Linked DNA regions of Mus musculus: all the other regions are linked to region 1. Evidence: chromatin loops called from intact Hi-C (ENCODE). Cell type or tissue: heart. All regions are shown on one strand. Links, peaks and the distances in the headings refer to the core of each region. The heading gives the core; the rest is flanking DNA. Region 1 holds the start of Gm22910 (a small nucleolar RNA gene). Region 2 holds the start of Tril (TLR4 interactor with leucine-rich repeats). Region 3 has its middle 27 kb from the start of Tril. Region 4 has its middle 37 kb from the start of Tril.

Evidence for each region. Peaks named below come from ENCODE experiments on the same cell type or tissue, not always from the same donor. Only the 100,000 strongest peaks of a DNase experiment are listed, where the experiment ranks them.
Region 2: a loop joins it to region 1, with 2.8 times the contacts of the local background. A loop is called at or near these places in 12 of 42 quality-filtered maps.
Region 3: a loop joins it to region 1, with 3 times the contacts of the local background. A loop is called at or near these places in 9 of 42 quality-filtered maps.
Region 4: a loop joins it to region 1, with 2.6 times the contacts of the local background. A loop is called at or near these places in 9 of 42 quality-filtered maps.

Annotation. Positions count from the first base shown.
Region 1 is chr6:53,867,790-53,875,787 of GRCm38, reverse strand. Cpvl (carboxypeptidase, vitellogenic-like) reads left to right here. Exons shown (of 13, transcript NM_001289713.1): 13 at 2,264-2,509. The coding sequence ends at 2,374. It overlaps Gm22910 (a small nucleolar RNA gene), which reads left to right and starts at 3,640; the gene lies at 3,640-3,771. In heart, for the core only: a CTCF peak has its summit at 3,684 (motif pointing right); no DNase peak of the experiment used is centred there; H3K27ac peaks cover 265 bases.
Region 2 is chr6:53,813,664-53,821,661 of GRCm38, reverse strand. Tril (TLR4 interactor with leucine-rich repeats) reads left to right here and starts at 837. Exons shown (of 1, transcript NM_025817.4): 1 at 837-6,194. The coding sequence starts at 1,427. The coding sequence ends at 3,856. In heart, for the core only: CTCF peaks have their summits at 2,541 and 3,263; DNase peaks (open chromatin) are centred at 1,741, 2,091, 2,701, 2,901 and 1 weaker place; H3K4me3 peaks cover 2,875 bases; H3K27ac peaks cover 2,360 bases; H3K27me3 peaks cover 3,280 bases.
Region 3 is chr6:53,789,936-53,797,933 of GRCm38, reverse strand. No RefSeq gene overlaps it. Among named protein-coding and RNA genes, the nearest start is that of Tril, 27 kb to the left of the region's middle. In heart, for the core only: CTCF peaks have their summits at 1,945 and 3,121; a DNase peak (open chromatin) is centred at 3,123; H3K27me3 peaks cover 854 bases.
Region 4 is chr6:53,779,573-53,787,570 of GRCm38, reverse strand. No RefSeq gene overlaps it. Among named protein-coding and RNA genes, the nearest start is that of Tril, 37 kb to the left of the region's middle. In heart, for the core only: CTCF peaks have their summits at 4,506 (motif pointing left) and 6,219 (motif pointing left); no DNase peak of the experiment used is centred there; H3K27me3 peaks cover 538 bases.

The sequences.
Region 1 (7,998 bases), core at 1,168-6,167:
ATATGTATCCATTGTATGTATCAAATGTATTATAGGATAAGTTTGCCTGCATGTTCATGAACCTTGTGTGCGCATGTCACCTATGAAGGTCAGAGGAAGGTGTCATAACTTTATTCAGCTCAGTGGTGAGCGGATTTCAGTGGAGCTGACAGCTGGATTTCTGAGGCTTTCCCGTCTCTGGCTCTTCCTCCTTCTGCAGACACTCATGGATTTAATGGGAAGTTTACCATTTCCCAGTGCCAAGCCTGCACTTTCTTTTCTTTGGAGGTTTTCTTTGGGTTTTGCTCTTCCTCATACCCCTCAGACCATAAGGTCCTTTCTCTTATACCCATAATGGACACAACTCATACTAAAGCTCCGTCTAGATTCCTCTAGGAACACGTAATACTGTGTTAGCTACATTTGGATCCACTGAGGCACCTAGAAGTCACATTTCACCTCCTGTTCAATAGTCATTGCTAATCTGCAAGTGTATGATGGGAAACCCCTCGGCTGGCTCCTGCTGTATGTTGCTGAAGCAACCCTGCCTTGATCGGTGCACTAGTTATCTTGAACAGTTCTTGCGTCACTCATAGTTAGAGGTGTCTGCTGACGATCCGTGGCTTGTTTCTGATGCTTGTCTTCAGTTACTTTAGCTTTTCAATGTGACTTTTTCTGAGTGTATATTTATTTTAGTTTGACCAGTAGTTACCATCTGATAGCTAGAAGCCAAGATTTCATTGACAGGGTGTGTAATGAAGGTAGTAAAAGGACTTAAGTTTACATCGGAAAGTCTAGCTAGTAGGTGTCAGCGACTACAGGGATGAGGACTAGGCAGCCAAAGGATCAACTGCTGTTTGCTTTGGGACAATGAAAATAATCCACAATTACCTACTAGTGATAGAGGATGCACTAAATGTGACTGGATCTTATACCTTAGTGATTAAAGATGTAATTTCATGTTAACTATATTTTACTGGAGCTAAAAATAAATCCCAAAACATCTAATTTGTTCATCGCAGCACATCCCAGCAGGCCTGTATCGTGTGGTTGTTTGCCAGTTCAGCTCTTCTCTATCTTATCCCATTCCTTGATGAGTGGGGCTGCATATAGAAGTGCATGCCTGTTGTTTCCTGCACATTAGGGAACAAATTCCTCTATTGGCAGTGCATCCCTGTACCCCTGCACCCCTGTACCCCTGCATCCCTGCACCCCTGCATCCCTGTACCACTTCATCCTCTGCACCCTTGTACCCCTGTATCCTACATCCCTGCACCCCTGCATCCTGCATCTCTGCACTCCTGCACCTTTGCATCCCTGCATTCTTGTATCCCTGAATTCCTGCATCCCTGCGCCTGTGCCTACTCACCATTGTCAGTCCAGGAATCTTTTCCCCCAGAGATTCCTGAGAAGTCTGCCCTGACATGTCTGCATCACAAGCCAGTTGTGACTTCCTCTTGTGTGCTGGATGCTGAAAAAAGCCCCACCTGAGAAGCCTCTTCTGCTAGGTCCACATCTGTAGGTCCAGGGAGGATTGAAATAGCTTACTAAAAACTACCTTAGAGTGATGGTTTAAGTGCTTGCATAACCCTTTTAAAATTCATGGCACACTATGACCCCGCAGAACATCTGGAACACATGAGCTTAGAGGCTCCCAAAATACATCATTTCTGAGGATGAGGCTATTTCCATCTGTGGGGCCTTGAGATTAATCTTGTCACATTTACATATGTAATCACAAGCCTACCACATTTGGTCGCTCACCTCTGGGAGCTGCTGAGTGACTTGCATCCTTGATTTGTGAGTGGTGAGACTTAGCTGGCTAATTAAAAGACAGAGTATGCTCTGATCAGGCGCCACCTGACCTAGATGGGAAAACCTTCCTACCTCAAGCTCCAGCCAGGTAAAGTTTAAGAGGGAAGCACTCACTCTCAGCTACACTCAGGAGCAGTGAAGTGGGAAAGAGAAATCATTTGGAAAAAGATGCAAATTGGTATAAAAGCTAAGGACTGGAACTGAAAAACTTTCTGGACTCTAAGGTAATTTATCACTAGAAGAGCATACGACTCCAAGGCTTCGGGAAGGGAATGGTCTGTATCTATTTCTGTTTTCTGTCTGGGGACAGAACTCAAGGTCTCTACCAGCTAGGTAAGGGCTCTACCACTGAGCTGTAGCAACACTATTCTGAATGTCACATATTTAAAATAGAGTTTCATCTGAGTTTATACTTTCCATGTATTGAAAATATTTATTTCCCTGTGTTCTTTTGTCTTTGTTCTCCAAGGTAATCGTCCGAGGTGGAGGACACATTTTGCCCTATGACCAGCCAATGAGATCTTTTGATATGATCAATCGCTTCATCTATGACAGAGGATGGGAACCTTATAATTCATAAGATACTTTCCTGAAACAGGAGTCTCAATCACAAAATAATATTGTTTAAAAAAAACTAAATATATCATGTAAATTTAAAATTTATCATTTTTATATTTTCAAGGTACTTTTTAGTCAATAAAAGTTTCCCTGAAACAAGTGACCTTTTGAATGACAGTTAGGGATCATGAGCACACTTAAGTGAAAATCATGTGTGTTGATTTATGGGATGAAAAAAAATGGGGTCTGAGGCACTAATGGAATATCTAATCCCTTCCAGGGCAGAAAGTGCAATAAATTGATAGACTCATAACATCATCTGGTTCTGTAAATACTAAGAGGGTTTACCTCATGATACATCTGTCCTAGGTACTTTATTATTGTTCTTGGCAGCCAGAAGCAACTAAGGAAAGGTAGACTAACTTTGGCTGGAGGTTTCAGCCCATCTCAGCAGGAAAAGCACAGCAGGGCTCAGCCCCTGGCAGCAGGAGTGTGTAGAGAGGCTGTTCATATAGTAGTGGGCCAGGAAGCAGAGCTAAAGCTGGGATGGGTTCCTTCAGAGTTCACTCCTGGGTCCTCAGAGCTGAGCCCCCGACATCCTGGGTTCCACAGCCTCCAGAATCGGTTTAACCACCTGGTAAATGATTGTTCACAACATGAGCCTGTGAAGACACTTCAGATTCAAACTGTAACAGCCTCTGATGATGTTGATGAATATTACGGAAAAAAACAAAAAACAAAAAAACAGCTGAGCAGTTCATCCCAAAGAGAGGATGTAGGTATAAGAGTCTCCAGAGGGGATTTTAAACACAGGAAGTCTCCTCATAGAAGTTACCTTGCAATTCTCAGAGACAGAAACCTTCCTTGGAGAAGAATGGTCTGTCGCTAACTCTCTGTAAGCTGGGACTCTGATGCACAGAGAGAAATCAATCTACCTTCTCTCTCTCTCTTTTTTTTTTTTGGAGTTTGTAAGCTTGGTTGCGTTGCACACATTCAGTAAACAGCCTGTAGGGCACATTAGATGAGTCGTTTTAAAGTCGCTGCTTCCTGCAATAAATAAGGGGCAACCTAACTTTATGTCATTGTTAGAAGTAAAATTTGAGCTAAGGTGTTTGGGAATATACATTCACCAGCGTTCTTCTGACTAAACGGCCACATCGGGGCTCATTTCTCTTTGGCACACGCGTCTTTGAAATTCTACAGCATACTTAGGTTTTGAGCACGCATCACTCAGGTATGATTTGGCTCACTGGAGAATTATTTTTTTCCCCTTTATTTGAAAATAGACCTGTTCCTAGAAGCTTTGCAGGTGTGGCTGCTATGTCACATGTACATCAGTAGGTGGCAGAGAGGAGAGAGGCTACATCTATGTTGAGTGTTCTGATTTGTGAATAGATGAATGTTTAGTAGCCTAAGATTCCCTGAAAAAAAAAAAAAAAAAAAAAAGAAAGCCTTAGATGACCCTCAGTCTGGTGCCTGGGGGCCTGAACAGGGAACCTGAGATGGTCATCAAGGCCCAGACAGGTTCCCAGGATGGAGTGTAAGCTGGAGACTAGAAACCTTCCTGAGACCATAGGCCTTTGGTGAGAATAAACCCAAGAGAGACAATCCTCCATACCTTGGGGTGGGCCAGGGAAGGAGCAAGCCCAAGATGACCTCCAGACAAGAGCCACGGGGCCTGGACAGAAAGCTAGCCTAAGATGACCACCAGTCCAGTGCCTCACAGGCCTGCAGGGTAGGCAGACCATACCCAAGATGATCCCTGCCCAGCACCATAACACATGAGCAGGGCAGGACACTTCTGAGACCTCTCCTGAGACAGCCGCAGACACTCAGGCCACCCCAGGCACACTAAGAAGAGCAAGTAAGTAGTAGAGAAATGGGACATAAAGGGAAACAGAAGAACGTGGTCGCAGCAAGAGGGGCAGACCTGGAGACTCGAGGGTAATTAGGAACAGCCTGATTCAAGTAGCCAATAATACCACCTGGGACCTTGGCTTGTGCTGCTACTGGAGGCCACATCTTGTACTTGCAGCAGCAGGGGTCTGTTGTCACCGAAGGCCAGGCAAACGTCTCTGATCTGAGCTGCCACAAGCCCTGTACATTTCTGGAGTTGCAGGTGAATTGCCCCAAGGATACAAGCATTGGAGCTGACCCTGTCTTCCCCTTGACCCCTCACCACCTGTGGAAGGTAGGAGACCTGACCCTGGGGTCATCAGAGCTGGAGAGCTGGCCCTTCCCCTCTCCTGCTGTAGCACTCAGGAGAGCAGACCCTGCACCATGACTGGACAGCATGGTAAAAATGGCTCTGGATATGGGGATTGTGGGTAAGCTGTCCTGAGGGTGTGAGTGTGGGAGAGCCAGCTCTGCCTCCTATCTGCTGTACACTGGTGTTGAGGGAGAGATCCCCTCCCATCCCTTTTGCCCTTGTCACCTGTGGTAGGTGGGAAAGTTGGCCCCAACAAGGTCATGAAAGCAGGAGAGCTGTCCCTGCTCCTCACCTGTTGACCTGGGCAGCACAGTAGAGCTGATTCTGATGGAGAGGGTGGAGGTGATGGGGGTGGGGGCAGAGTCAGCTGGCCCTGAGGATATGAGCTCTGGAGAACCAGTCCTGCCTCTTGTCTGCTGGGTGATGAGGTACAGGTGAGGGAGAGACACCCTCCCCTAACACCTTTGTCCCTTGCAGTCTATGGCAGATGGGAGTGCTGCCCTGGGGTCATGAGAGTAGGAAAACTGGCCATGTGTCTCACCACCTGCCACACTCAGGAGAAGGGACTCTGTATCTCATCTGGGCAGCAGGATAGAGCTGGTCCTGGTTGCTGGGGGTGGGGTGTGGCTAGTGAGCTGACCCTAAGGGTGTGAAAGCAGAAGACCTGGGCGCTGGCCAGCTCAGATACCTCTCAGCACCAGACTCAGGGCTTTGAATAGATGCATTCCAACATGGACTCCATCAATGAACTGTGCAGAAAAGCTCTGGTGCAGTTATACAGATCCAAACTACAGGATTTTTGTCAGACAAACATCTATTTTCCTTTTTTAATGTTTTAGTGGTTCTTTATGAATTTCACATCATGCACCCCAATCCCTCCCACCCTCCCTGTGCCCTCCTCCTACCCGCCCTCCACCCTTGCAGCCTCCCCCCACCCCTGACAAAATCTCATTGTGGAAGCTGTAGTGTGTCAGAGTGTGACCTACAATAAACCCTTTGTCCACACTTCTTTGTCCTCCCACTTTTTCCTCCCCTCCCATCTGGATCTACCCCTTTCTGTCTCTTATTAGAAAATAAGCAAGCTCCAAAGGAATAATTAGGAACTGATATAAGATAAAATACACTATGACAAAACAAAACAAAAAAAAAACCCTCAAATATTGGAATTAGATAAAAACAAACTAAAGGGAAAGAACCCAAGAAAAGGAAGAGACCCACTTGTTTGCACACTCAGAAAGCGCATAAAACCATTAAAATGGAAGCCATAGTACACACACACACACACACACACACACACACACACACACAGAGAGAGAGAGAGAGAGAGAGAGAGAGAGAGAGAGAGGATCTGTAGGGTAAAAAGAGATAAGCAAAAAATATTGAGAGATAAAATTAAGATTAAGATAATTTTAAAAGAAAGAAAGGAAAAGCCCCAACAGGACATTATGAGACAAGGGAACTCCAAAGATACCACTAAGCTCCTTCTCTGTGGGCATCTCCTGCTGCGCATGCGTCCTGCCTCCCCTTCGGAGTAGTTTGTTTCCCCAGTGAGATTCCCTTGGAGGAAACTAAATTTCCATTTGCAAGTGGTTATCAACTAAAGCGGCTTCTGTGTTAGAGGTGGAGGTGTGTGTCTACTTCTTCCTTCAGCTCCAGGACTCCTGGGGCAGACCATGCAGGATCTGCGATTTTTTTTTTTTACATTCAGTCTACCAGTTGTTTAAAACCGTGACCACTCTCAGGCTGCCTCAGTCTCTGTGACTTCATATAGCTGACGATCATGTTGATTTTGTTTTCTTGGTGTTCTTTCCCTCCTGCATGTAAGTGACTCTGACTTTCTTCTTCCTCTTCTGCATGTTTTCCTGAGGAGGGAAGGGCTGGTGAAGACATGCCATGTAGGCTCAGTGTTACAAGGTTTCTCACTCTTCTCACAAGTGTCTGGCTGTTCAGTTTTTATATTTGTCTTCATTTGTTTCAGGAGGAGACTTCCCTGTTGCTGGCTGAGCAGGTCACTGATCAATGAGTATGCTAGAATGCCATTTTTTTATTGCTGCCTTGCTTTTATTTTTGTTTGGTTTTGGTTTTAGAACAATAGTATTTGGTTTTACCCTAGGTTCTTGGTCACTCAAACAGTGTTGGGTATGGGTTCCATCTCATGAACGGTGTCTAAGTCAAATCAGATCTTGGTTGGTTACTCCCATAAGCCTTATGCCACTATTGCACAAGCTTTTCTTGCAGGCAGGACACCACTGTAGATCATGGTTTGTGGCTGAGTTGGTGCTTACATTTCTCCTCTGACAGGGCAGAGTTCCTTCCTGTACCAGAGACACTAGAACAAGGGGGTAAAGGTTCTGCCTAGGCCCAGCTTGACATCTCCACGTTCAGTGAGCTGTGTAGGTGTTGCCTTCAGTAAGGGGGCCTTGCTGTCTCGGTTTGTGGAGAACAACTTAGGGTCTCAGCACAGCCTGGGTTGTTTGGGAATTGCCATAGATGTCTTTGGCAAACGTCTCAATTAGTCCTGGAAGTTTCATTTGGTGACAAGAGACAGCCAGTTGGAGCTCTGTCTCTGCTATTATTTGGTGATTTCATTTAGGTATTCTCCATAGATAAGTCTATTTTAAGAAGCTTTTACTGTATCAGGTTTAAATACTCCTTAATTTTAGTTGTCTCTCTCTGCATTTCCTCCTTCATGCCCCCTCCCCTTCCCTCTTTGGTCCTCCCATTCCAGTCCCCCCTCCCTGTCCATCCACAGCCATCTTTTCTATGGCCCTTTCCTAGAGAGACCTATCTGTCTACCTCAGCCCTTACTGTATATCTAACTTCTGCGGGTCTATGGATTGTAGCCTGGACAGCATTGAATTAACCACTAATATTAGCACATATGCAAATACATAACATACCTTATCTTTCTGGGTCTGGTTTATTTCACTCAAGATTTTAAAAGCCACAGTTTGTACTTGCCAAAATCCTGGGATTATACTTTACATTTTAAATTTCTCATGCTGTACCTGATTTATTCAGGTTTTTGTTTTCTTTTCTTTTTGAGTAGCAGGTATGTTGTTCATTGTGTCCATATAAGTCATAAAGTCAAGCAGACTTCATTATCCCAGAGAGCAGAGGGAAGGCGAATTGCTTTTCCTGTAGCCTATTCTGAAAGATGCGGAGGCTGGATTTGGTTCCATGACCATGTAATGGGAAGGGTACTGAGCCCGGCTGAAATCCTGGGACTTTGTCTCAGTGAGCCCACCATGTACTTGGTACCAAACACTTTTCCTACCAAGAATGTACTGTTGTTGTGTGCATAGTGGCTGGTATGATATGTGTAGTGGAGATCATAGGGATTGTCTCCATCTCCATCTCTTTGTTCAGGAGACATGAGGCAGTATTTGGTTAGGGAAGGTTAGCTTGCCATGGCCCCTGGAAATCACACTCATCAG
Region 2 (7,998 bases), core at 1,319-6,318, 54 kb after region 1:
ATGGTGCACTATTGTGTATTAATAATAAAAGTTAATATCCGACACCTGGCACCCCCCAAGAAATCTAAGCCTGAGCACCTTGGAGCCTGAAAACGTTCAAGATTGCTATAAGCTCTGGCACAAAGTAGGCGGGCCCCTCAAGAAGCAATCTCCAAAGGCTCTGTGCAGCGTATTGTATACAGGCCCGGGTTCCGAGGCTATTTGAAGGGCTTTAACACTGCAGGAGAATTAATCTAGCTGAATAGCCAAGTCTGTCCGTGTCACAGTCACTGTAACAGTTCCACTTCTGAGCTTTCTTCAGAGGTTTTCCCAGAGCGAGAACCGGCAGATAATTCGGTTTAGGAACCTAAAAGAGGCGGTGCCTCTCCTTGGACATGAGCAAAGGACACCAGAAACCCAAACACTTTAAAAGGACTGAGCAACAGTCCTGTCAACAGTCCACTGATGGCCTTGCCAGGAAATCTTGTGTTCCCCTAAACTTGGAGCACGATGCCAGGGAATTCCGTGTTGTCTCAACATCTTGCAGGGTGGCACCGGGAAGAGAAGAGTAGGTAAAATGTAGGCGCCCTGCCTCTGCGCCGAAGCCGCCGGCGAACCGGCCTAAAATAAAAAGGTCTCTGTCTGCAATCCCCGTTTGCTCGCCCGGTAATCCACCCCCGCCCCCAGCCTGCGCGCCGACCCGTACAGCTGTTTTTAATCCCTACTTTTCTCACTTGGCGTCCGGGCTAGGGCTGACCAGACGCGGAGCCACTTAGTGTTTCCTCCTCCCCCAGCCGGGGTCTGTCCTGCCTCCGCCGTCTCCTCTTTCTCCGCCTGCATCCCCCGGGGGGCAGAGTGTGGGAAGAACGAATTTCCGCCGGTTTGCTCGCTCCACGCCGACATGGGTCCCTTCCGGACGCTGCTTGCGCGTCCCCCAGGCTGCTCACTCCGGCTGCACTCCCAATCCCCCCGGATCGCGAGCGGGCAGGCGCCGGAGACGTGGGCCTAGCGGCCGGTACTCTGCAGCCAAGCCGCACCCCAGCAGCTCTTGGAAGGGATCCCGCCTGCAGCGGGGGAATCCGTTTGGCGGGGAGAATCCGCGCCAGGGAATCCAGCTCTCCGGACTCCAGAGCAAACAAAAAGCACCAACTCTTGCTCGCTCCTCCCGCCCCCGACGCTCACCCGAAGAAACAGTTTTCTGCAGAAATGCAACAAGTAGCACCCCAGATTCGCCGAGCGCCCAGCGCCTTCTGATTTGGCTCCGCGAACTTGGCCTGCGGAGACCCGGGCGAGCCACCGGGACAAAGAGGAAGGGCTGGACGGAGCACCAGCGAAGTACGAAAGAGGCCTTTTTAGCGACTCAGGCCCGGCCGAGGGGAATGCAGAGGAGACACAGAGCCGGCCGGCCCAGAAGACGATCCGGCCGCAGCGCGCTGGGCGGGCGGCGATGGAGGGTGTGGGTGCCGTGCGCTTCTGGCTCGTGGTGTGCGGCTGCCTGGCGTTCCCGCCGCGGGCCGAGTCCGTGTGCCCGGAGCGCTGCGACTGCCAGCACCCCCAACATCTCCTATGCACCAACAGGGGACTTCGCGCTGTACCCAAGACCAGCTCGCTGCCTAGTCCCCAGGACGTGCTCACCTACAGCCTAGGCGGCAACTTCATCACCAACATCACCGCCTTCGACTTCCACCGTCTGGGGCAGCTCAGACGGCTGGATCTGCAGTACAACCAGATCCGTTCTCTCCACCCCAAGACCTTCGAGAAGCTCTCACGACTAGAGGAGCTGTACCTGGGGAACAACCTCTTGCAGGCGCTCGTTCCTGGCACGTTGGCTCCGCTGCGCAAGTTGCGCATCCTTTACGCCAACGGCAACGAGATTGGACGCCTGAGTCGCGGGTCCTTCGAGGGCCTGGAGAGTTTGGTCAAGCTACGGCTGGACGGGAACGTGCTGGGAGCGCTGCCGGACGCGGTCTTCGCTCCCCTGGGCAACCTGCTCTACCTACACCTGGAATCTAACCGGATCCGTTTTTTGGGCAAGAACGCCTTCAGCCAGCTGGGTAAGCTTCGATTCCTCAATCTCTCGGCCAACGAGCTGCAACCCTCTCTGCGCCACGCGGCCACCTTTGTCCCTCTGCGCTCCCTCTCTACTCTCATCCTCTCAGCCAACAGCCTACAGCACCTCGGCCCCCGCGTCTTCCAGCACCTGCCACGCCTAGGCCTGCTCTCCCTCAGTGGAAACCAGCTCACGCACCTCGCCCCAGAGGCCTTTTGGGGACTGGAGGCCCTACGTGAGCTGCGCCTGGAAGGTAACCGGCTGAACCAGCTCCCCCTGACACTGCTGGAGCCTCTGCACAGCTTGGAGGCACTAGACCTGAGTGGCAATGAGCTTTCTGCTCTGCACCCTGCCACCTTTGGCCACCAGGGCCGGCTCCGTGAGCTCAGCCTGCGCGACAACGCGCTCAGCGCCCTTTCTGGGGACATCTTTGCCGCCAGTCCGGCTCTCTACCGGCTGGATCTAGACGGCAATGGTTGGACCTGCGACTGCCGGTTGCGGGGTCTGAAACGCTGGATGGGCAACTGGCATTCTCAGGGTCGCCTCCTTACGGTCTTCGTGCAGTGTCGCCACCCCCCGGCCCTGCGGGGCAAGTACCTGGATTACCTGGATGACCAACTGCTGCAGAATGGGTCTTGCGTGGATCCCTCACCTTCCCCTACAGCAGGCAGTAGGCAGTGGCCGCTACCCACATCGTCAGAAGAGGGGATGACGCCCCCTGCAGGCCTCTCGCAGGAGCTACCACTGCAGCCGCAGCCGCAGCCCCAGCAGCGGGGAAGACTTCTACCAGGAGTGGCCTGGGGTGGGGCTGCCAAGGAACTGGTGGGCAACCGCAGCGCATTAAGGTTGAGCCGGCGGGGACCAGGTCCCCATCAGGGCCCCTCTGCTGCGGCTCCGGGCTCTGCCCCACAGTCCTTGGACCTGCACGAGAAGCCGGGGAGAGGACGTCACACCCGAGCCAATCTCTCCCAGACGGAGCCCACCCCGACGTCTGAGCCCGCCTCTGGGACACCATCTGCCAGAGACAGCTGGCAGCGCGCAGCAAAGCAGCGCCTAGCGTCCGAGCAGCAAGAGAGCGCAGTCCAGTCCGTTAGTGGGGTTGGTTTGCCACCTCTGGTGTCTGACCCCTGTGACTTCAACAAATTCATTCTGTGCAACCTGACAGTAGAGGCGGTGAGCGCCAACAGCGCCTCGGTGCGCTGGGCGGTTCGCGAACACCGCAGTCCCCGGCCGCAGGGCGGCGCACGCTTCCGCCTGCTTTTCGACCGCTTTGGCCAGCAGCCCAAGTTCCAGCGCTTCGTCTACCTGCCGGAGCGCAGCGACTCGGCCACGCTGCACGAGCTGCGCGGAGACACCCCCTACCTAGTATGCGTGGAGGGTGTGCTCGGGGGTCGCGTTTGCCCCGTGGCCCCCCGAGACCACTGCGCAGGGTTAGTAACCCTGCCAGAGGCAGGAGGTCGAGGTGGCGTCGACTACCAGCTCCTGACCTTGGTCTTGCTGGCTGTCAACGCGCTTCTGGTGCTCCTGGCACTGGCAGCCTGGGGATCGCGATGGCTGCGGAGGAAGCTGCGTGCCAGGCGGAAGGGAGGGGCCCCGGTCCACGTTCGCCACATGTACTCCACCCGACGGCCACTGCGCTCCATGGGCACTGGTGTGTCCGCGGACTTCTCAGGCTTCCAGTCGCACCGTCCCCGCACCACCGTGTGCGCGCTCAGCGAGGCCGACCTCATTGAGTTCCCCTGCGACCGCTTCATGGACAGCACCGGCGGTGGTACCAGTGGCAGCTTGAGGCGGGAGGATCACCTCTTGCAAAGATTCGCTGACTAGGCAATGCCTTGGGATCTCACAGGCCTTAAGGAGCCACTCTCCGTGGTCCCATGCCTTCTCAGAGGAAGAACTAGTTTTATTAGACTTGTTCTTTCTCCCTTTTGTGCATTTGCCAAGTGAAATCTAGATGTGAAAGTGAATCTAGATGCCATCCATCACGTCCTGGTAATCACAAAGCAAATGGATGGTTCTTGGTGGTCTAACCCAAGAGTGGGGACAAATGAATAATGGCGTAAAAGTGGGAAACCTTGACACACTTAGCTCATGGCTCCTGTGACTTTCAGCACAGTAGCCTGCTGACCTTGGGCTAGAAAGGGTGCTTTACGCTCCCAGCATGACCAGAACGCTCTGGTGTGTATACACACTCCTTTGCTCTATGGCAAACTGAGTTCTGTTTCTAGTTAAGAAAAGGGGGACTTGCCACCATCACAGTGATCCCCATCAGCAACTGACCCCACTGATCTGGTGGGTTCTGCCAAGACCGGCAGGGTAAACAAACAGGTACCACTCTCTCCCGGGAACCCTTTCTTCTGTTGTCTGGGAGAGCATCTAGGAAGCCTTAAGGAAAAGCTACCTGTGTCAACAATATGAAGAGGATTTAACAAGCTGACCAATAAACTCAGACTCTTTTGATAGGACTGGACCTCCTCTCTATCGTTTTATCAGTTAGGGAAATGACCTTTTGCTGACCTTTGGGTAACTGATAATATCCTCAGGAGAAGGCAGCATTTAATACTTCTCCACCAGGCTTGCGCCTGTGGTTTTACCTTATTTTTTTTTTTAAATCTATACATGGGAAAAAATCGAATGCCAGATTTGATCTTTTAAAAAGAAAAAAGAATGCGATATGTGTGTGTGTGTGTGTGTGTGTGTGTGTGTGTAACCAGTGACTCCCTAGGGCACTGCAGCCTTCCAGTTCGCTTACCACATTTCTGATAGCATGCCTAGACGGGTGTGAATGTGACCTACATCTTACGACAGTTCAGCAGTGTCCCCCATCCCCTTCTTGACAGCACCCATTTCTGAGTTGCACGGTTAGGCATTAAGCGTAAGGTAATTGTCAGGCTTGGGGCAGGGGGCAGTGAGCTCAGTGGTGGAGCTTGCTTGTGGGGCTCTGAGTTTGTCCCAAACAAACAAAGCAATGGGTGAATTGTCTGTAATCTCTGACCACATCACTGTCGCTCTTTATAAGAAATAGAACAGGAGAAGAAAACTGTAGGGAACAAATGTGAAAACAAACAAACAAACAAAAAAACAAAAAACCCACAGTAGCGAATATGTGTTTCTACTAAACCCAGAAGAACATGTGCATTCAACTGTCACTGTGAAATAATTATATATTTTACAAATTAATTATTCCAATAGCCAGTATCTTACTGTGTTATTAAACCTTATCTTTTAGTAGTAGATGCAGTATTTCTTTTCTTTTTATGTTTTATTTTTAATTTAGGATTAGCCTCTTGTATTTGTTTAGTTGTGTTTTTAGCTATTTGGGATACTTTTCTCCCTTGATATTTATGAAGTCCACGTTTATGATTAAATATAGTGGCTGGGTTCACATTAATAATTCGTGTGTGGTCCACATACACGTGCTAAGAGGATGTACACTGTGGTATAGTCACCGTGGTTATGGATTTATTGGCAGTGGGGGACTGTGCAGTGCAGGTCAGCCAGTTCTATGGCTAACAGTGACTCTTCTGTTCCAGGCCTCAGGCCCCTGAGGGTCCCAATGACTCAGGGAACCCATCACAGTCCAGGGCCCTTCACCACGATCACTCTTTATGTTTGGCCTACGTGAGCCATGCTGCCTTGTCTCAGCAGCTGAAGACCTGGGGGTCTAAATGAGCCGGTCTTTGTTTATGTCCAGCATGAGTAAAATGTCCAGACCACTTAAGCCACAGCTGCTTTTCTGGCAGTCTTATCTGCAGGGACGAAACTTAATAAACCACAGGAAATAAGACTGTCATTCCGTGTTTGCTGCCAGGCCTTGTTTTACATCCACAGTGCATGGTGCATGGGAGCTGGGGCTGTTCGCTCTTAGTTTCAACCCACAGGCTATCTGGCACCTCCTGTAGAACTCGCAATTTTTCATGCACAGCACAGTTGCCTCTCTTAGCTGTTTCATTTACACAGTGTAAAACTGAGACCCGTTGAAAGTATGGAAAAGACCACTGATTCTGTTTACCATCTGCCTTGCCCAACTGTAGACTGTCACCAAAACCCTTTAATGCCTGGACTTAAAAAAAACAGTCTCACTGAAAAGTCTTTTCAGTGAGAAATGGATAAATGTTATACATTGTTACATTCAATTATGTCAATAAACCCACATACTGATAGAGATGTCTTGTTGGAGCTTCCAAATGTTTTGATGCATGTTTAAAATGACAGGATGAGCCTTTCAACAGCCATGTTCACTATGTACATGAAACATAAGCGTGATGTGTGTGGGGTTCTTATTATTTTCCTTTTCATGGAGAGTGTGGGCTTTACTGTAAAGAAATGATTGTGTGAGTTTATATGTAAGGAGATAATGAACTCCACTCTAAAATCAAGTGGGATCCCAGAGTGAAAAGGTCCCCAGTGACGACAGCAAGGTGGCATGGTCTCAGCTCAGCAAGAGTGAGTTCCCTAACAGCTATGCCCTCTGAGTTTCATGAACACAGATTACAGGGGCTCCCAACCCCCATTTACGGAGCTTGAAAAGTGTTATAATTCCTGAAGAATATGAATAAGCTCTATATGAGTTGCCAAATTCAGTTCCAAAACCACAGTTAAGTCTGGTCTGTAGTGTGAACCTCACACAATAGGTGACTGCTTCTGCCAGGCAGAGGATGTCTCAGTACTGCCAGGTGACAAGCAGGATGGTAGGATGTGGTCAAGGCAATTGTGCTCATTTGTCACACACCTGATTTTCACCAAAGGCCAACACGACTGGGTGACTACTATGTTAAAGAGGCATATATATATATATATATATATATATATATATATATATTCACTGTTTGTCTTCAGACACATCAGAAGAGGGCACCCCAATCCCATTACAGATGGTTGTGAGCCACTATGTGGTTGCTGGGAATTGAACTCAGGACCTCTGGAAGAACAGTCAGTGCTTTCAACTGGTGAGCCATCTTCCAGCACCCCCCCTTCTCTTTTAAGAGTTTTTAAACGAAAATAAAGCATTTGATTAGCAAAGTCTTATTTAAAACTTCAGCCCATGACCCAGGATCAAGACCTTCACCAACCCAAGAGAACTATAGTAAGAAAATCCATAACAAAGACATGAAGAAGTCTCATGGCCATCAGAAGGTCACCACTGTTCTTTGTTTTATATTCTCTAATGTTCTTCTATCCCTTTGTTCTTCCATTTCTTTGTTCTTCCATCTCTTTGTTCTTCCACTTCTGCATCAGTTAAGATGAGCATCCTGAGAGCTGACTGCACAATGGCTCTGTGAAACCTAGCTATAGCAGCAGCAACAGCAGCTATACCAACATGTGTTCAGTAGTTATTAAGTACATCATTAGTAGCTGGATTCTCCTGCAAGAAACAACAAGTTGTGTGGTGCTTTCTAGAAGTCCAGGGCCTAGGCATTTCTGCTGAAATACAATCAGGAAATCAGATAATGGGATTATAGCAATCCCTGCCCTGGCTCCCTTGTTCCAGTCACTTGAGACTCTTCCACAATTTGGTGTAGAATGACAGTAATTGAAGCACTTTCTCATAATTTAAAAAAAGGGGGGGGGAGTGAGTTTAACAGTCAAGAAATCTTTTGTGCTCATGAAATTCCTGGCATAATTTAGATTAAAACTTAGTGTACAGAGGCAGCTTGATTCTACAGTGGCTCCCTTTCCTGTCCCTTCCTCCACAGCCTACCCCGATCCTTTTCCTCTATGTTTGCTTAGGTATGTTGTGTTAGTTAAGGTCTTACTGCTGTGAACAGATATCACGACCAAGGTAACTCTTATAAGGTCATATAATTGGAGCTGGTTTACAGGTTTAGAGGTTCAGTCCATTATCATCCAGGTGTGAGCATGGCAGTGTCCAGGCAGGTGTGATACAGGCAGAGCTTCGATTTCTACATCTTCATCTGAAGGCTGCTAGGAGAAGACTCACTTCCAGGCAGCTAGGATGAGGGTCTTAA
Region 3 (7,998 bases), core at 1,171-6,170, 78 kb after region 1:
CTTAGTGCACGAAGGTCGGGAGGGCTGGGGAGAGATACTGCATCTGTGGTAAGATTGAGGTGTGGTACCAGTGAGTGGCAGCTCAGACTTCACACTGTGGGCCTTTTACCTGGACATTGGAGTGCGTATTGCCCTTCCACTTCTAGGCAGATTGAGTCTTTGGGCACAGCCTTCAGGATGCATTTAGTGGCATCTTGGAAAACGTTGCAGAAAAGCATTTCTGTCATATGAGGACAGCCTGTGAGGTACCAGTCCGTGAGGCAGAGACCCAGGCACAGCCTTCACCTGTCATTTAGCCTGTCTGATGTCTGCTCCTGTTCATAGGCTTCCAGTCTCCAGGGTGCTAGGAATACATTTCTATTATTTATAAATCACTCAGTCACAGGTATTTTGTTTATAGAGGCACAAATGAACTAACACAGAGCTCAAAGTCCTAAATGCTCTCCCTTCAGGACATCAGCTCTAGCCCCCACCACACCCTTCCTGGTCCATGTGCTCCAGCTGCCTTGCATCCATGGAGACCTGGCTAACCCAGCACAGCTAACCCACTGTCCATATTCCTTCCTTCTACACATCTCTACTCTTGTGATGCATGCCAAACTCTTCCTCACCCTTGTGGAATCCACGGAAGCTTGATAGCTCTGCTGCACCTTCCATCAGCCAGGCATTGTATGCACTGTGCTTAACCCTAACCCTAGCCCTAGCCCTAGCCCTAACCCTAACCCTAACCCTAACCCTAACCCTAACCCTAACCTTAACCCTACTGGCTCCCTTTGAGTCAGGAACAACCTGGGAGCCAGATGGAGCCATGTGGTCTTCCCTACAGAGTGCTTTAGTTATTTGAGGAATGCCAGAAGACATGTAACCAATTAGTGGCTGGGACCAGATTAGTGTCAGGATAATCCCGCCTCCCTCCAGGGAGTTCCCTTCTTGTTTGCAGTTGAAAATCCCTTGCTGAGAGCCCCACCAAACTCCAGGAAACACTGGGGGGGGGGTGTTCCACTTCTCCAGACTCCAGCTTCCTGATGCCTAGCCTTCGAAATACAAACCTCATTTTAATTTGCCTTTCTCGGAATGTCTTACATTAAACACAATGACACCTGATTTGCTAATTTCCCTAAGTGGCTGATGGAGGAGAGACATTTCACTGAGATTTTGAGATGGTTATGAGTTTCGCAGGCAAAAGAAATGCATCCTGGGAAAAAAATCACAGGGGTTTGTGTCCTACAGTTCTCCATTACAAAAATGTCAAGTACACATAATAGTCTAGAAATCCTATAGTAGCAAGAACACAGAGACCGAAATCACCACCAGGCAGACACAGTAGCAGGAACAGCGGGGCTCTCTCATGTCGCCATCAGATTAACATATGGTAATTAGAAATATTTACTTTTTATTCCTCATCACGTTCCTTTAAAGATATATGCTGGACATCATTTTCCTTCAAAATGCCTGTGATGGCTAATCTCAGTTGTCAACTTGGCCACATGTGGAATCAACTAAAGCCCTACCAGCTGGGCATCTCAGAGAGAGATTTTGTTGAGTAAACCATTTGATGTCGCGCCACTCTAAGTCTGGGCCACACCTTCCGGTGCCAGTCTACAGAAAAGGACATGGAAGAGGGAAGGTTTTGCTTTATTGCCTGCTTGCCCTCGTCCTCAATGGCAAATCCACCTATCGTGTTGCTGAAGCAATTCTTCAATGGTTTAGAACCTACTCTTTTGGAATTCCAATGTAGACTGAAGACTAGCAGCTCTCTAAGACTCCAACGTCAGATTGGGACTGCTAAAACATCTAGTTTCCTGGAATGAACACTTTCCAGATCGTGGGCCTTTCACGCAGGAGACAGCCTTTGTTCAACTACCCAGAGCTCAGCAGCCTTTTCTCCTCCTGAGCTATGTAGGTTTGGAGGCTGATTAACCCATGTGGCCAACCGGTGAACTACAAGGCTGTGACTCTGGGAGAAGCCCAGTCACTGCACATGACTAGCATTTCTTTTGCACTTCATCTGGTGGCCCGGTAGGGAATGGGGGACTCCAGAGTCCCATGCTCTTGACTGGAATGGACAGGACTTCAATTCTAGCTCTCTTACCTCTGAGCTCTGGCTCTCTCTAACCAAGTCTCTGGTTTCTCATCTGCAAATTCTGTGTATATCCAGGCCTGTGTGATTTAATGAAGTGAAGAAAATAAGGATCCGAACCCCAGTGAGACTGCAGAACTGGAAACGGAAAAACTGGCCAAGAAGCACACGCTCTAGAAGGGTGCATCCCACCACGGACCTGTCGGGGCCCAAGGAAGCTGCACTCCATCACCGATGTGACTGAGCTGTGAGAGAGCTGTGCTTCATCAAAGAAAAGGAGGGAGAACGCGCCACTTAGATGATTGTACATCTTCCCATTCAGTCTCTAAAGATTCTAATTCTTGCTGCCCCGCCTTTTAGAGCCACTTTAGTGTGATTGCCAAGGAAGCAGAGGCTCCCGCGTGCCCCCAGAGCAAGTCTGCTTGGGAATGAGCTGCAGAACGCACAGGAGCTCGGCGGGTTAGAACAGAAGGTGTGCTACCGAGGCCTCGTGGGACCAAAGGTCCTCGGTGTTTCCTGCCACTTCCCTACTGGTGTCTTTGATGGACGACTTGGCCTTGCTAGGGACACTGCTCTGCACATTGCAGGATGCTGAGTCCCCCACTGGGTTCTGTCCCCCAGATGCTAATGTCTACACCCCTCTCCCTTACCTGGCACGTCCAAAAGGTTTCTCTATACACTGCTTATCCTTAGGGGTAAAATTCCTTGCTTGAGACCCACTACTTTTGGTTTTTACTTTGGGCTTCTGAGCAAGGAGAGTTTTAAGAAATTCACCGGTTCTGATATGGATCAGTTCTTGTGGTCTCTGAAGTCTTCAAGCTTCTACATCTTGAGACCTAAAAGTGAGAGAAGAAAAAGGCGGTTCGCGTCCTTGGCGCCTTATCGCTTGATTAATTTTTGATATGGTGGAGCGTGGCTGTGGAAAGCACACTTGGAAATTATGCCGAGAATCCCTGATTGCGTTTTACCTGCCTGCATGCCCAATGCCAACTCTTTCCCTGTGGGAATCGGCTTCATGGTTTGCACCATGCTGCCCCGCAGCGGCCACTCGGCCTCGGTACAAGGGAGACGGTGTAGGTGCTTTTTAAGAATGGAAGAGGCGGCCACGGGGAGCCTGCTGAGCTGGTTCCTAGGCTGTGCAAAAAAAAAAAAAAAAAAAAAAAAAAATCCCTGAAGCCTTGCCATTTCCTTCCTGAGCCCTACGGCTCCTTCTTCTCACCGCCTCTGTAAAGGAAACTCAAAGCTATCCCTTTTTTACACAGAAAGCATCCTTTGGCTAGAGTGATCTGCCTATCGACAGCATTGCTCACACAGATGCAATACCCATGATGTGCTAGTAGTGATGCCCTAATAACGCTTTGCTGGATGGCTTTGCTACAAAGCTCTTTGGCCAATGCCTCCTATGCCCTCCTCACACCACCATCTTGTGAACCCCAGAGGGAGGGGTTCAGGAATAGTGATACAAATGCTTGTGTTTGTCACCCGAAGAGCCTGAGCAAGCCCACTTAACTTCTGGAAAAGCCCAGAGCTGGGCTACTGTCATTGGGTGATGCTGTAGGCTCTTTTTTTATGCGGGTGTGTGTGTGTGTGTGTGTATTTTCTTTATTTACATTTCAAATGTTTTCCCCTTTCCAGGTCTCCCCTTCAGAAACCCCCTATTCCATCCTCTCCCCCTGCCTCTATGAAGGTGCTTCCCGACTTTAAGGACAGCCTTAGAGGAGGACAGAGGCTAAAAAAGTGTGGTCTGACCTGTTAACTCTTTTCTTCTAGAATAACTTTTAAAACCATGCTTCACACCTTCAATGTGAGCCAAATTTTTATATAAATATATATATATCAATAACATATATATTCAGTGATATATATACGTATATATGTATATTCAGTGATATATATGTATATATATGTATATTCAGTGATATATATGTATTATGTATATTTAGTGATATATATGTATATTCAGTGATATATATATGTATATGTATGTATATTCAGTGATATATATGTATATTCAGTGATATATATATCGCTGAATAAAAGTATCAACCAACCATTCAAGACACACAGTGAGTTCTTAGTAGAGACCTTTTCCCCCACCAAGTGTCTCCTATTTCTCAGAAGCAAAATTTCACTTAAGGCATGTGAACCTGAATTTATTTTAGCAACTAATTAAAATAATTTAAAAGTTTAATTCTAGATGAGAGCAATTCAAGTAACTGAGCTATAGAAGCAGGTCTGTCGAGCAGCTCCTCCAAAGCGGGACAAGAAGTAAAGGCTTGGTGCAGGAGTTGGATGGGTGAAGGGGTGAGGGCCTTAGCTGTAGAACAGCTGCCCTGAACCTGCTCAAGTCACTCCTGTACGCATGTGCTTGGACTAGGTTTCTCCAGACCACAGACTTCAAGGGATAAACAGCTCTTCTTCCTCTGTTTCTCAAAACCAAACACTCCATTAATGCTGTCACAAATCGCTCCTTCTCTCTGCCCGAGTAGTTTCCAGACTGCCCTTTACAGCCATTAGGTACTTCAGAAATGGAAAGGGCTAAAACTTACAGTGAGATACTGGCTCATGGTTCCGTGTGTTTAGATATATTTATTCTTATTTATTTTCACTTCTGAGTTTTAATTGCTCTGACTCTGAGGTCCAAGACTAACACGAGTCTGAACTCCCCAAGTCTGGTAATAGATTCTTCTCCAGTGTAAAAGCAATGTCTACAAACACACATGATAAGACATGGTGAAGGGTCAGCCCCGCCTTATGGTTCAAAGTCTCCCTCAGGGGGACACTGGCTTGAGCCATCTTGAGGGTCTAAACCATATTATAAACTCTGGAGACACAAGCAGACCTCATGACCCAGGGAGCTACTCTGTGCTGAGAGAGGGAGAAGGCCGTGGAAGAGTTACACAACAGATTATTGAATCTGTTTCCTAAAAACCTTATGTGTACTGTAGTGGCTATTCCTGGTTGTCAACTTGACAATATTTGGAATGAACTACAATCCGGAATTGGAAGGCTCACCAGTGACCCTTATCTGGAGGCTTGGAGATCCTTATCTGGATCTTGGTTTGAAGATCTTGAGCCATAGTGGCTATGGATTCCAGAAGATTGAATCTCCGAGTTAAGGAACACACCTTTAATCTGGGCTATGCCTTTCATCTGGGATTAAAGGTGTGGTGGAACACACCTTTAATCTGGGCTACACCTTTTGCTGGAGACAATATAAGGACATTGGAAGAAGGGAGTCTAGCTCTTGCTCTTGCTCCTTCGCCTGCTTGCTGCGTGAGACTGAGTAACTGCTAGATCCTTGGACTTCCATTCACAGCTGCGACTGAACCATTGTTGGGAATTGGGCTGCCGACTGTAAGTCATCAATAAATTCCTTTACTATTTAGAAATTATCCATAAGTTCTGTGACTCTAGAGAACCCTGACTAATACAGAAGTTGGTACCAGGAGTGGTTCTAGAGTAACAGAAGTACAAGGATGAATCTTTTAAAATACTGGAATTGGCTTGTTGATCCACCAGCACTTTCAAATATTGAAACCTCTCCAGATTCTCTCCCTCCTGGGAGCTCAGAGAATTTTGAAGACCCATGGTTGAAACTATATTCCGAACTTAAAGAAGCTAATGCCCTTGATTTTCTTAATGAATTAGGTGATTCAGTGCACAAAGCTTTCTACAAGATGGGGAAAAAATCGAAAAATGATTTTACTGGCTGGCTGCTCTTAGTATCTGTGGAAAAAATGATGAATGAAAGGAAGGAGTTGTGTGATAAAATCGAAAGGCTCCAGACACAAGTAAACGATCTAAAAGTTGCTAAGTGTGTCCTTGAGGAGAATCTTCTCTCTTGTAGCAATAGAGCTCAAGTTGCAGAAAATCAAACAGAAACTCTCATTGTAAGGTTGGCTGAACTACAGAGAAAATTCAAGTCTCAGCCTCAGAGTGTGTCGACAGTTAAAGTAAGGGCTCTAATTGGCAAAGAATGGGATCCTACAACATGGGACGGGGATGTGTGGGAAGACCATGTTGAAGCTGAGAATTTTGAATCCTCAGATTCTCAAGGGTTTGCCCCACCTGAGGAAGTAGTACCCTCAGCCCCACCTCTTGAAATAATGCCTTCCCCACATGAGGAAATTAATTTTGCAGAGTCTGCTCACAGCCCACCAATAGTTTCTTCTAGACCTGTAACCAGACTCAAAGCAAAACAGGCTCCTAGAGGGGAGGTAGAAAGTATAGTCCATGAGGAAATTCGCTACACTACTAAGGAGCTTAATGAGTTTGCTAATTCATTCAAGCAGAAACCTGGTGAATATGTGTGGGAATGGATTTTAAGGGTGTGGGATAAGGGTGGAAGGAACATAAAACTAGAGCAGGCTGAGTTTATTGACATGGGTCCTCTGAGTAGAGATTCTAGGTTTAATACGGAAGCTCGCATAGTTAAAAAAGGTGTCAAAAGTTTGTTTGAATGGTTGGCTGAGGTGTTTATCAAAAGATGGCCTACTGGAAATGACTTGGAGATGCCTGATATTCCGTGGCTTAGTGTTGATGAAGGGATTTTAAGACTTAGGGAAATTGCAATGCTAGAGTGGATATATTGTGTAAAGCATAATTGTCCACAATGGGAAGGTCCAGAAGATATGCCTTTCACCAGCTCTATAAGACGCAAATTGGTGAGAGGGGCACCAGCACATTTGAAGGGTTTTGTTCTTTCCCTTTTCCTTGTGCCAGATCTTAGCATTGGAGATGCTTCTGCTCAATTAGATGAATTAAATTCACTGGGTTTAGTTGGATCCCGAGGTAACAAGGGCCAGGTGGCAGCATTGAATCGCCGGAGACAAGGTGATCCTAGTTATTATAATGGACAGCGTAGACAAAAGAATGTTTATAATAACATACCCAGTAATGGTCAGCACAGGAGAGGTGAAATTTATAATGGCATGACTCGCTTGGACCTTTGGTACTGGCTAATCAATCATGGTGTTTCCAGGAATGAAATACATAGGAAGCCTACTGCATATTTGTTTGATCTGTATAAGCAGAAAAATTCTCAAACAAATGAAAGAAAGGCTACATTAGATCGTGGTAAACAGCAATCTCGGCCAGTGAATCAATTTCCAGACTTGAGACAGTTTGCAGATCCGGAACCCCTTGAATGAAGGGGTGGCCAGGTTCCTCTGAGGAAGGATCTTGATAAGACACTCAAAGGTTTTGCTGTTACCCTTTCTCCAGTTCTTCCCCAGAGGGACCTACGGCCTTTTACAAGGGTAACTGTACACTGGGGAAAAGGAAATAATCAGACTTTTCGGGGTCTGCTGGATACTGGTTCTGAGTTGACACTGATCCCAGGGGATCCCAAGAAACATTGTGGCCCTCCAGTTAAAGTAGGGGCTTATGGAGGGCAGGTGATTAATGGAGTTTTGACTGATGTCCGACTCACAGTAGGTCCAGTAGGTCCCCGGACACATCCTGTGGTGATTTCCCCAGTTCCAGAATGTATAATTGGGATAGATATACTCAGAAATTGGCAGAATTCTCATATTGGTTCCCTGAACTGTAGAGTGAGGGCTATTATGGTTGGAAAGGCCAAATGGAAGCCTTTAGAGTTGCCTCTGCCAAAGAAAATAGTGAATCAAAAACAGTATCGTATTCCTGGAGGAATTGCAGAAATTACTGCCACTATCAAGGACTTGAAAGACGCAGGGGTGGTGGTTCCCACCACATCTCCATTTAACTCTCCTATCTGGCCAGTGCAGAAAACAGATGGATCATGGAGAATGACAGTTGATTATCGAAAACTAAATCAGGTAGTAACTCCAATTGCAGCTGCTGTACCAGATGTAGTTTCCTTACTTGAGCAAATTAACACATCTCCTGGCACCTGGTATGCGGCTATTGATCTGGCAAATGCCTTCTTCTCAGTA
Region 4 (7,998 bases), core at 1,707-6,706, 89 kb after region 1:
TCAGACTTCCCCCTGGTCATTTTGGGCTTCTAATGCCCTTAAACCAACAGGCTAAAAAAGGAATAACAGTGTTAGGAGGGGTGATAGATCCAGATTACCATGGGGAAATTGGATTACCTCTTCACAATGGTGGTAAGCAAGATTATGTCTGGAGTGCAGGAGATCCCTTAGGGCGTCTCTTAGTACTACCATGTCCTGTGATTAAAGTCAATGGGAAACTACAACAGCCTAATCCAAGCAGGATGACAAAGGACGCAGACCCATCAGGAATGAAGGTATGGGTCAATCCTCCAGGAAAAGAGCCAAGACCTGCTGAGGTGCTGGCTGAAGGTGAAGGAAATACAGAATGGGTAGTAGAGGAAGGTAGTTATAAATACCAATTAAGGCCACGTAACCAGTTGCAGAAACGAGGATTATAAAGTAATATGAATGCCCATTGTAAATTTACTAATGCGTTTGCGATTGTACGAGGGATAGTTATATCATGTTAGGCGTATTTACAACCTTGTTATTGTTTCATGTGAACATGAGATATTATTTGTGTCAAGTTGACAAGGGGTGGATTGTAGTGGCTATTCCTGGTTGTCAACTTGACAATATTTGGAATGAACTACAATCCGGAATTGGAAGGCTCACCAGTGACCCTTATCTGGAGGCTTGGAGATCCTTATCTGGATCTTGGTTTGAAGATCTTGAGCCATAGTGGCTATGGATTCCAGAAGATTGAATCTCCGAGTTAAGGAACACACCTTTAATCTGGGCTATGCCTTTCATCTGGGATTAAAGGTGTGGTGGAACACACCTTTAATCTGGGCTACACCTTTTGCTGGAGACAATATAAGGACATTGGAAGAAGGGAGTCTAGCTCTTGCTCTTGCTCCTTCGCCTGCTTGCTGCGTGAGACTGAGTAACTGCTAGATCCTTGGACTTCCATTCACAGCTGCGACTGAACCATTGTTGGGAATTGGGCTGCCGACTGTAAGTCATCAATAAATTCCTTTACTATTTAGAAATTATCCATAAGTTCTGTGACTCTAGAGAACCCTGACTAATACATGTACTTATGAGTAAATCATGATATTTGAATCCATAGATACATCTTGTGCATCGTGATGATGGTCAAACTGGGCCAAATTTACTCGTTTCCTCAAATGTTTGTTATTTCTTGGTGGTGAAAGCATTCTCTCTCTCTCTCTCTCTCTCTCTCTCTCTCTCTCTCTGTGTGTGTATGTGTGTCTGTGTGTGCGCACACGCATATGTGAGAGACCGTGTATGTAGGCTAGAGGGCATGTCTGTCTACTTTCTTTAAAACAAGTACACCTCTGGCCTTGAGTTCAACAATTATATTCGTTTGGCTGTCCAGCAGGCTCCTGGGTCCACATCTTCAGGGTTGGAATGATCGTGTGTAACCCTGCATCCTGCATCCTGCATTTTTATGAGACCTGGGGATCTAACTCAGGCCCCTGAACTTTCAAAGCAAGCAGTTTTCTGATGGAGTTATTGCCCCAACCCCTCTTCTGGCTATCTTAAGGTAATATGTTTCCTTACTGTACAAAGTATCCCCCTGGTACTTGATACCCACTGGCCCTTATTTTTCTTTCTTTCTCCAGAACTTCAGCATCCCCTCACTGGAGGAACAAGAGGAGCCAAAGATGATGATTGTCATCTCTGGTTCACATAGTCTGATGGTTGTGTTAACAGACTGTTCAAACAAACAAACAAACAAACAAACAAACAAACAGGAACCCCGCCACAGAAATAATATCTAGACCTCATCTTTAGCCTCTCAATTTCCATGGCAATGGGGGAATCTTTGCTGTCTTATTAAGTGATCTTGTAGAGCTGTTTACAGTGTGCTAGAACCATTAGAAGAGTAGAAGGTGTCCTGGCTACACACACACACCACACACATCACCCCCACACACCACACACACACACACACACACACACACAGATACACAGACACACTCATACAGACACACACATACATACACAGATAAACACACATGCACACACACACAGACACATACGTACACACACACACACAGACACAGACACACACACAGACACACACACAGGCACAGACACATACACAGACACACATACATATACACAGATACACACACACACATGCGCGCACACATGCACACACACACACAGACACACACACACACACACACACACACACACACACATTCTAGATCAAACCCAGAACTGCTGAGCTATGTGCCCCAGCTCACAATTTGCCCTCCTAAGAGGGCCTCATGTGAGTCCCCTGTCTCCCTTCGCAGAGTGGACCAGTTGCCAAGCCTCCGTGTAACCATGTTCTCCTGCCTCTCCCCCCCCCCCCCTTGCTTCCTTTGCTCCCACTCCTCTCGCAGGAACACGATGCTTCAGGCGGGTACCAGGTGCCTAACGTGGCAGCTTCAAGATTGATGAGGGATCTTTTACAGCCTTCTCAACACCGAGGGCAAAATATTAAACAGGAGGTAAAGACACTGGTGAGACAGACTCAGTCTGAGAAGTCCGAAGCTCAAATGACTTAAAGAGCTCACTTACAAATGCACATGTATTATTCATTCATTACATCATCAATATATGAATATTAATTTAAAATGAAAAGTGGACCCCAAAGCTGGATATGGTGGCACAGGCCTTTAATCCCAGCACTTGGGAGGCAGAGGCAGGTGGATTTCTGAGTTCGAGGCCAGCCTGGTCTACAAAGTGAGTTCCAGGACAGCCAGGGCTACACAGAGAAACCCTGTCTCAAAAAACAAAAATCAAAAAAAGAAAAAGAAAAAAAAAGTAGACCCCAAAAAGCTCCTGGGCCCTTGGAGGTTTGGATCTTGTCTCTCCTGAAGATCTCTTTAGGGTTTTTACCAAAACTATCTAATTAGAATTCCTTGCCTTAAAAAATATATTTCATGTGTCTGAGTGTTTTGCCTGGATGTGTGTTTATATACCACAAGCATGTGGGGGCCCTGCAGGCCAGATTCCCCTGGATCTGAAGTTACAGATGGTGGCGAGCCATTATGTGGGTGTTGGCATTGAACCCAGGTTCTCTGCAAGAGCAGCCGACGATCTTAACCATGGAACCTGTCTCTCTAGCCCCGGGAATCCTTTCCGATGGAACTCTGGCTTCCTTTCCTGGCCAGGAGTCCATGGTCCTTTCTCCAACCCACAGGCTTGTGCTGAGGGAGAGTCTAGAAGTTATAGCTTCACTTGCTGCTTGGGATTCTGCTTCTTGTCTCAGGCGGTACCTACTCAGGGTACCGCCAGCCGGGGACTGACCATCATCACAGAACACACCCTAGAGGGTGAGCACAGCAGCGTGTGTGGCCTTGGCTAGATCTGGTTTTAACCAGGGCCATACAACTGCTGAGTATGAACTTGAAGCTCAGGATGGACAGTTGTATGAACCTGAAGTACTTCATCTCTGGAACACTGTATTCAATGTTTTCATCCAAACAGCAAGGGTAATGAAAAGAGATCAGGTGTATAAAATAAAACTGGTGGTGAGATGCCTCACACCAAGCCAGCACACAATGAACCTTTCTTTGCCTCAAAGAGAAACGGATAAAGTTTGTAATGCAAGTTGTGTGTGTCTTCACACTTGCCCTACCCCCTTCCAACCCTGACTGTAAGAGACATGGAATATCATTGAAAAACCCATTCCCTAGTTCATGTTCTCTGGCTTGCCTTTTCTGCTGTCTGTCAGATTCAATCCATCACAATGTAATTATATTATCCATCGCCTTCCCTAGGAATAACAAGTGAGGGCATGGGAGTTTGCTTTCTGCAGTTTCTGTATCGTCGGAGACTATGCTGTAGACTTCAGCTCTGTGGCTGAAGGGCACAAGTAATAAACTGCCTTACTATCCTGTGATGGAAGTAGGGTGCCTTAGGGATTGCATGGTGGTGACGGTGATAGCAGACTTCCTTGTGGTCCTCCCCTTAGACGTTGTCTGCTCTGGTCACTGGAGGATGAATGAAAACCTTATCATTCTACTGTGTGGGAGAGCTCAAAGGCCAGACTTGCAGCATGGCTGGGTAAGGTACAAACAGTCGTGAGACTTTCTCACAAGCCTTGGTGAGGTGTGGGTGGACACACATGGCTCCGTGCATCGGAATGCTAAGGAAACCCGTCCTCACCTGCTTCACTGGGTCCTGGGTAGATATACTAACAGAGGTAGAGACACTGTACGTCCAAGGGTGCCTAACATTGCCGAGAAAGGCTTCAAGAGTCTCAATGTTAGGGATACTTTAAGTGTGGCGTCTCAAAAGCCCGCCTCTTGGCAGTAGCTCCTTCCTACTCTATAGGCTTGCACTTTGGCGTTGCCAGGTATAGACACTAATCCTAAATATTCAACTCTTTTGGCTTATTACATTCAAACTAGGTTAATACTGGGAAAACCACAGGTTTGGGGGCCCTCATACATTTAAAGGCAAAGGAAGCCAAAGGGAAGCGTTTCTCTAAGTGCGATAAAATATCGCCACCTTGTGGATTTACGGCATATTGCGCGTCACTGTTCTCTGGCCTTTGGATTATCAATTTGCCTATCAGTGGTCAGAATCAGGCCCCAGGGAAGCCAGGGAACACACCACCTCTGAATGGTATCTTAGCCCTTTGTTTTTTCATATAGAGTCTCACTATGTTTCCTTGGACTCAAAATTGTCTTGCCGCAGCCTTTCGAATGCTAGGATTTTAGAGATCTTTTTACTACCACGCCTGCCTCCCTTTTTCTTTGAATTTTTAATGGTGCAGGATTCACAAATAATCATCAGAAAGTCTACTCTATGCTTAGATAAAAAGTGTTTTTTAAATATATTCATCTACAAAATATGTGGAGATGATCCTAGTTGAATGAAATGCAATGGACTCCCCCCACTGGGTTTAAGGGCACCTTTGGAAGTACCCATTCATACCTGACATGCGCAAGCTAGAACTTCTGTGAGTGGCCAAAAACTTAAACACTGATAGTCTGCCTCACTGTTGGCAATAGATAAGAAGACCTAATTCTTTGAAACCTGTCCTCTCCAGAGCTTCTGGCTCTTCTGTTCTCCTTGTCTCCCTTCCCACAGTGTTGCCCGGAGCCTTCCCAGTGCAATTGGTGCAGTTGGTGTGGTTAATAGAGATGTCCTGTTTAGGGCCCAGCAGTCAGTCACTTTGTCAAGTTCCGCATCACGCCACTGACTGTTGCCCACGGCCAAGGGAAGCTTCATTAAGCAAGCTTGAGAGAAGTCCTGGTCTATAGATGTAAAGAAATATTCAGAATTATACAATTTAACAGCATAATCATTTAGTAAAAATAGCATATGCTCTCCCAGGCCAGGGGCTTTTGACCAGGTTCTAGTACCTGGCATGACATTTCCTCCAACAGAACAGAGTTCAAAACTCATCAAAGTGGCTTATTACCCGAAAACAGCCATGCCACTATGGCAGAAGTGGGCAGATATTGCCTGGCAGCTCAGCATGGAAGGATGCGAGGTCTAGCGCTGAGAAGATCTTTATTTTTTCCCACCAGGAGCCTGCACAGACCACAGGCACTTGTGAAAACGAGCCAGCAAGGAGGAAGTTCTCCAGTTAGTGTGAGATTGATTTCTCTATGTCCTTATAGCCAAAGTGTGTGGTGACGTCATCTGCTGCATCATACACTTGAAATTCTCAAAAAATAAGAGATAAAATTAAAAGCTAGACTTAGGTTGTCTGCCTATGCTGGAAGCAAGAAAGCAATTCTGAGCAGAGGCACTGTGGTGGAATGGGCTTTCAGAGCAAGGCCTGGGAGACCATCCCAGCAAAGAGTGGGGCTCTGTCTTTTAATTTATATTTTAGAAAGAAATGGGCTGTGAATAACCACAAAACTAACAACAAGTCATGGTGGTACAAGCCTGTAATCTTGGTTCGTGCTTGAGGGAGTAGAGACATTGTGAATTGAAGGCCATTCTGGGCTACATGCAAGGCCCTGACCCTGAGTCAGTCAATTGATAAATCTGCCTACCTATCTCTTATCTGTCATCTGACTATACTGTGGTTTCTACAACTCTTTGTTTAGAAAACCATTTAAGGCATTTACCTTCATGTCTCTTTTGACATTTATGTTGGATTTATTTACTTATTTAAAATACCAGTCAATGCACACATTCAAGGCAGGAATCAAGCCGTTGTCAACAGGGCTAGAGGACTTCTACTCAATCATGCTGAGAGGTTGTCGCCCTCTGGTGGCCATTGTGTGTATTTACATATTTAACCCAAATTTAATGTGGTAAGGAAAAAAAAAATACAAGCCCTTTCTGGGTCTCTGAGAGTTGTCAAGTGCACATAATAGCCTTGTTGAGACCCGAAGCTACCAGTAAAGTTAAATCATTCTTGCCTTCATTAGTCCACCGCTGTCCATGAAGGTGTGAGTGAATTCTTATTCACTCACCTGGTATATCAGGAGTCACTTTGGACTGTGGGACTCAGGCACACCAAATTGGCAGTACTGTACTGAGCCGGGAGCCCAAAGCCCCAGGCTGCTCTCTGCTCTTATGACGATGGGAACAAACATGGAAAATGTGGGCTGGATGGGTAATGGGGCAAATAACTGGGGCATACTCATATGGTTCATTTAAAACAGAAAGCCCCGCTTTGTGGTGTGCTTAGTAGACTCTTGTGCACACAGCTGTTCGTGTTTGCATGCACGTAGGAAGTTCCAGAAGACTAGATGCCAAACCGGTAATATCACCGAGATGAAGATGTCAGGAGAACTGACACCTTTTCTTTTGAATTTATCATCCATTCATTTTCCAGCATAAATTTGCTTTTCCTTTGTAGTTAAGCAAAATAAAAATGCAAAAGGAAGACAAACATGTGCCCATCTTAAAGGACTATGCCCCGGTGTGTGTGTGTGTGTGTGTGTGTGTGTGTGTGTGTGTGTGTGTGTGTGTGTGATAAACAGGTTAGGAGATGCTACAATGTATTCTGTGATTTAGGACTTTAAATCACTTTCAACATTACAGCCCCGTGGTCATCTAAAGTGCACATTTTTAAAAGTTTCGGTAGAATTTACAGTTCCCTGAATTAGGGACCTGGAGGTGCTTGCTTGAACACAGACCTCAGTAGCCTGCTGCCTCCTGGAAGCTGAGCAACTGCCAGAACGAGAACTCGGGGGCCCCAGGCTCCCATTTTGTTATTTCTACAATTGTTGATGTTGTCGATGGAAGCCCTTCTGTGAATTACAAAGCTGATACTGGAAGGCAAGCCATGTTTTATAGAGCACATTTATTAAAAGCCACTCAGATACCATTTATTAACAACAGTCCTTTGTGTCAAAATACATAAAGCTCCAAGTAGTACAAGAAATTGCATGAAGTGAAAATGGCTGAGAGCGATAAGGCCAGGTCAGAACAGGTTGAAGCACAAACCAAACATGACAAGTTCACACAGGCTCTAATAAAAACTCAACTTGACAAGGGTGAATCAGAGATTTGCTTTGGAGTTTTTACCAATAGTGAAACAGAGAAGAAACAGCGAACTACAGGAGTCGCAAAGTTCCAAAAGGCACGAGTGGATTGGTTGCTAAGAAGGACAATCTCTACTAGTCTATTGAGAAGAAGGGGACAGGGACCATGGTTGGCTGATCTGGTTAACATGAGATGCTCATTCTGCCCTGGAAGAGCAAGACAGATGGAAAGGAACGGGTGCTAGCAAATGAAGGTCTCAGCAGCCGGCTCCTAACAGCCAATAAGCCTCATCCGTGTTACTGCCCTGCAGTGACCCCCACCTCTGCTCCAACCCCACCCCAATCTCCACTTCTCTTTTAGGCTGAGTTCCAACGACTGGGTCCCCTGGCCTCTTCCCTGCCTCCCTTGTGTTTAATAATACAGCTCTGTCCCTTCCCCACACAGACAATGGGAATTCAGATTTTGTTCTCTTAGAGCGGCCCCTGGGCAGGCTGGCTCCATTATACACATTTGCCACAGTGGTATCACTACAAGCGGCAACACCGTCTGACCCCC